2 separate regions of the Homo sapiens genome follow, and region 1 is linked to region 2. Evidence: chromatin loops called from intact Hi-C (ENCODE). Cell type or tissue: PC-3. All regions are shown on one strand. Each heading gives the region's core, and the rest is flanking DNA. Links, peaks and the distances in the headings are about the cores only.

Region 1 (2,930 bases), core at 294-2,793, 61 kb after region 2:
AAAAATTTCACATCCTGATCCAAGGTTAATTAATGGAAAAATCAGCATTGTATTTTATTTACAATCTATCCACCTATTAGTTTATTGATATAATTTCTGGTTCATCTTTTTAAATTATGGGCTTCTTATTTAGGAGGATACTGGCAATACCAAAAGTTATTTAAAAATAATGTTTGAAAACATTTACTTGTTATTTTCACATACTTCTTGGGCTATTTGATACATTTTCAGAGCAGAGGACACTTCAAGTTCTTCAACTGCAAATCATTTTCTCTCTCGACTTTAAGCAACTTAAATCAGTCCCTGTACTCCATCCTGTGACAATTGTTGTTACTCGGAACAATTTAAAGAGTTCATGCTAGGCATGTTGGCCTTTCACAGACATTTACCCAGAAAGAAAATAAATGATCTGTATTCTCTTCTCTCCAGCCTACATCTGCAGAACATGGATAAACATGCAATCGCTGAGGGTGGTAGTACTTCCCTGGCAGAATTAAAATATCAAAAAGCTGAAAAGGCTGTTGGGCTGTCAACTGGACCATTCTCCAAACATTGGACAGAATAATTCCAAAAGAAGTACTCTAAAATTGGCTATTTATTGCATGTAAGATTGAGTTCTGAACATTTTGGGCTATTCTTTGGACCTGTACATCATTATCAGAAATCCTATGGTTGAAAAAGCAGGCAGTAGTCATTTTTATTTTATCCCAATCTCCAGGCAATATCCTTGCCATATAGTAAATAATATCAAATCAGATGTAACTGCAGGGACTATATCTTTAACATGCTATCCTCGGCACCTGACACATTATCAGCTGTGACTGAATTTTTCTAGTTTATTTTTGAGACTCAAAGGATAAATTAAATCGTTTTCCAGATAACAAACACCCTTAAATGAAGTATGGTGATCACAGATCCTCAAAGAATGGTTTCCTCCAGTGATTGACTCTCCTTTTTGTTTGTTTTAATTCTATTCACTATTTAGATTTCATCTCATTTGAGCTGAGAAAGTCATTGGGCAAGACAGGCCTGGACTGCCTGCCTTTGGTCACTTATCAATTACAAATAGTGTTTTCGATGTCTATTTTTATCTCATGGTTTCCTGTCGAGCATTTTAAAAAAGAATTGGAATGGCAATTCAGTGAAATTATAGAACATGGGAAAGGTCAAAGGTATATAGTTTAATGTTATCTTTCAGAGAACATGTGAGGTTATAAAATTCTAAACCCTAGTTCCTGTGACAAAGCTTGTAAAAAGGAGAAAGAAATAGCAAATCATAAATCTGGCCCTCTCCCACTGTCTGAAGCAGAAGGAACCATACCAGCCTAATCTGTTTGAGTTACAAGGTTTAGAATGTAATCTGTGACTCACGGTTTTATAATCAGGTTTAAATTTAGTCCCTTCAAATAAAACATTTATGAGGGCACTTTTTTTTTTTTTGAGTTGGAGTCTCGCTCTGTCACCCAGGCTGGAGTGCAATGGTACAATCTTGGCTTACTGCAACCTCCGAGCCTTCCTGGGCTCAAGCGATTCTCCTGCCTCAACCTCCCAAGTAGCTGGGATTACAGGCACGCCCCACCATGCCTGTCTGATTTTTGTATTTTTAGTAGAGACGGGGGTTTCACCGTGTTGAACAGGCTGGTCTCGAACTCCTGACCTAGTGATCCGCCTGCCTTGGCCTCCCAGAGTGCTGGGATTACAGGCTTGAGCCACTGTGCCTGGCCAATGAGGGCGCTTTTCAATAAGCCTTGTAGTGACTCTGTTTCATTGTTTTAAAAATTGGTCTTTAAAAATAATCTCTGAACTTAAAAGTATTTAATGTTAAATAAATTAAAATGCTTCAACATGAGAGAATGTTATTCATATGACATCAAAAAACCAATTTGAAAATAATCCTTCGATAATCAAACTAAGTTTAGGTCTTTCCAATAGCAAAATTCATGAGGAATATTAATTCAGTGCACGCAGGCAGTAGGTGGAAATTAGCTTCATTGTATGGTATCATTTTCTTGAGGCATTTTGTGCAGATAGTTTTCTTTTTCATTTTTAGTTCCAGATTTAATATATCTAGCCCAAATTTATTTTGCTCATATGGATATAGTAAAATTAATGGCTTGCAATTTACTGATAGCTATTACTTTATTTTGCCCCTCCTGAGAGGCTACAAGAGTGCATATAAAACACAGTGGTAAAAATTTCTAAAAGGAACTTGTGTTTCTGGGTTATTCCTTGTGTTGTGTACCTTCAACTGGTATTTTACACCATGACTGGTCAGTATAAACATAATCGCATTTCTTATGATTTTAGTTATATCAACATCATGTCCTAATAAAAATGGAGACTGACAAACAGGAGAAGGGGAATATTTTTTGAGCCTAATGAGGTTCAGGATATGTAACTACCTGATAAAGAAGTTGCTCATAGTCTCAGATGTCTCATAATACAGAGCAGGGGAAGTGAGTAATGTTCTCTGCCATTTCTAAGGTGAATCTAAAGCATTTTTCCTTCATTTTTGAGTAAGCTCAAGAGCCTTCCCATTACTATCATTTACATGCATATATATATCCATACATATACAGACATATATATGTATATACATAAGGTTATGTGTGTGTATATAGATATATATATATGTGTGTGTGTATATATGGATATATATGATCTGAGTATATCATATATATGATCATATCATTTAAGCTATGATCTTTGAAAAAATGTTTTCTCTCACTCTTCATTCAGAGGAATGAACATGCTTCTGGCCCTTCCTGTCTCTCATTAAATACTTTGCCCTATAGAATTCTCTTATTCACCAACACAACTTACCCACTCAAACAACTCAGGCTATTGTTTGAGGTGGCTCCTATTTCTAGGTGACCCACAAAAATGGTGTCACCCTTGACCTTTCCATTTCCAGTAATTTTCTTCTAAGA
Region 2 (2,930 bases), core at 173-2,672:
CTTTGTGCCTTCTTCACAGGCTGTTTTAGTGAATTAAATATTAAAATAGTTGGAAAAACTTTTGAGATTCTAATTATATCTTAGATGTGTCAAGAATTTTTTAAAATAATGTATATGAAGATATAAAAAAATTGACTGGACAGATTTATTGTTGACAAAATTAACTGCCAACTCACTCTATTTTTCTGACAGTGAGTAATTAAAAGTTCAAGTGTTACCTTTCTTTTCTAAAACAGAAAACAACTTTGGAAGTTCTACTAATTAAATTTCACCTTAAACTTGTCAAGAATATTTAAGACATAGGTCAAATGTATGGTAGCTATAATTATAATGCCTGAACTCACCATTTTCAGTTAGGCAGGGTTTTTTGTTGTTTTCATTCTCTGCATTCTCAAGCAGACTGTAATTATTCTTGGCAATTTCAAACCCATTACTCTCTGGGAAACACTGCTGTTTGGTCCTCAACCAAGTTGCCTTTTTACTTCTAAGTCAAAATCCTCAAATAGAATTTTTTTCTGACTCATTCCAAACAGTGTATAGCTAAAGTCTTCTACCCATTTATCTAACCCAGAGATAGGAATTTACAGGCATCTCTTTGCCATGCAAATTAGAATAGAATAAAAAATAAAAAATTAGAATTCAAATAAAGATTCTAATTCTGTTTTTGTTGGACTCTTACACCAGAACAGATCAGGCACTTTTTGTGTGGTCAACATTATTTTTAATTACCATTACCACCTGTGAGAATAGAGATTGAATATTAAATTGGGATAAATCATCATACCACAAGTTAACAGATTCTGTCAATGACTAAATAATTATAAATTTTAGATAGTACAATGCAGCTGCTATTAGTTGGATACAAATTGGTGGATAAAGCCTACTTAATTATTTCTTTGCTTTTATAATATTAGCATGAACTGCCTGTAGATATACTGATGATCATGAATGTGTGTTTGAAAACTTATCTGTATTATTCAGGGGAATGAGCAAAATGACAGTTTTTCTCTTATAATTTTGAAATTAGCTTCTGCGTTCTGAGAAAGATATGGAAGAACAAAACCAAAATAACCCTTCTTGTCACAGATGATAAAACAGTGGTGCATGCCCTATCATGAACAAATAATCATTCTGACCTTTAGTAATTTAATGTCAAAAATTTAACATTTTAGGACAAAACCTATATAAGGCAATTATTAAGTTTTTATCTTAAAATTTATAAGGAAGCAAAACCAACATTTGTTTTTAAAGGAATATGATTCCAGTTCCTGTAAGACCAGGTTTAGAATGGGAGACATGGATGAGAAAAACTATTAACAAATTCAACCATCCAGAAGAACAGAGAAGCTATTTCTGAAATCTTATTAAAACATATTCCTGGAGATCTTTAGAGTGCCCTCAGATAACAATATTCAAAACACAATGTAGGGTCATTGTTTCTAACAAATTTTTCTTTTACACCATTAATGTGGAAAGCAGAACGGTTAATTTTATTGTGTTAGCTAAGTGCATGATTCTCTATTGGCCTTTCTAAAATTTTAATTTTTAATATGTACATCATAATCTTTGATAGAAGGTTTTTTATTATATTATAATAGAATAAATGTGTAATGTAATATTTTCTATGTGAGTAATAAAGTAAACGTAATAACTGCAGTGAATTCTCATAATTTTATGTTGCTTTGGCATCCATTTTGAATACAAGTTTAACTTTCTCATACCAGAAGCAGGGCTCAGTCAACCTTGATTCAGTTTCTAGTTCTACACCATATCCATCCAACTGGCTCAAGCCGGTAGCCAGAGATAGGAATTTACAGGCATCTCTTTGTCATGCAGACTGGGCTCCCCACTTTCCCACTGTTTCTTTTAAATGGACTATTCAGGCAATTGCCTGTGAGCTTAGAGTGACATACACCCTATTCCCTTAAATGTACTACTGGTAGTCATGTGCTCACTATCTCTGCCTTACTCTTGATTCCTGCCTCCAGTGAACCCAGGATGAAGGAGTGTTTCGACTCATCTGACTCATTATGCCTTCTTTGCCCTGGATCTGTAAGTAAAAACCTTTGAGGTTCCTTTTTTTTTTTTTTATATTGTGGTAGTGTAGTAAATTTGCTCCTTCCTTCCGAAAAACTAGGGGTTGCCCCAGGCCTGGTTTTCTGGAATAAGGAGGGTGGAGTGGGGTAGCATGGGAGTCACAATTTTGGGATGCCAGCACCGGGGTAATGGTCAGGGAAGCATACATTAGACATGAATTAGACAAGAGCCACCAGGGCATCTGCCAGTATTAAACAAGTTTCCCACGTGAGGGATCCCCGGTCATGGGTGAAACAACTAGGCATTAGGCCATCTGCCAGGTAAAGAAGTATTCCATGAAAGGCACCCTGTAAATACACTAGCCCAACTCCCCTTCATTTCCCTTTGGGGCAAGGTTGCTAGCTGTTCTGGTGCTGGAACCTCAGTTGACTTGGGATTCTCAAAACAATAAGCCAACTTTGCATTTCTATTTATTTTAAAATTTGTCTCAAAAAAACACAATAAGAATTCTAGAAATTTATCTTTATCTTTAGTGCACAACTTGATGCCTTTGAAACTAAGGGAGTTTTAATGAGATTAGGTATCAGGATTTTTATATGTAGATATGTGAAAAATAATTGTTTTCTCTGATCCAACAACACAACAAATTGATATTCTCTTTTTAATTTTAATCCCATCACCCCCCTGTGGAAGTCTCCTTTATTTGGAGAGAAATATTTGAATGTGAAAAGAAGAAAGTCATTTGGAATTTGTGAAGTTTGACATGGCAAATCAGCAGGTCATCAAGTAGCCACAATAATTTAATCATGAGTCAGCTAGCTTACAGTATTCTCTCTTTGAGATTTCCTCGTTCACCGGCAAATCATTTATTTTTGTCTTCAATAGGATCTTAG

What was found. Peaks named below come from ENCODE experiments on the same cell type or tissue, not always from the same donor. Only the 100,000 strongest peaks of a DNase experiment are listed, where the experiment ranks them.
Region 1: it touches region 2 in a loop (4-fold over the local background); 2 of 110 quality-filtered maps call a loop at or near these places.

Annotation. Positions count from the first base shown.
Region 1 is chr10:57,160,836-57,163,765 of GRCh38, reverse strand. No RefSeq gene overlaps it. Among named protein-coding and RNA genes, the nearest start is that of MIR3924, 140 kb to the left of the region's middle. In PC-3, for the core only: no CTCF peak of the experiment used is centred there; DNase peaks (open chromatin) are centred at 1,325 and 2,425; H3K27ac peaks cover 2,171 bases.
Region 2 is chr10:57,221,734-57,224,663 of GRCh38, reverse strand. No RefSeq gene overlaps it. Among named protein-coding and RNA genes, the nearest start is that of MIR3924, 81 kb to the left of the region's middle. RefSeq lists an enhancer at 1,573-2,315. In PC-3, for the core only: no CTCF peak of the experiment used is centred there; no DNase peak of the experiment used is centred there; H3K27ac peaks cover 649 bases.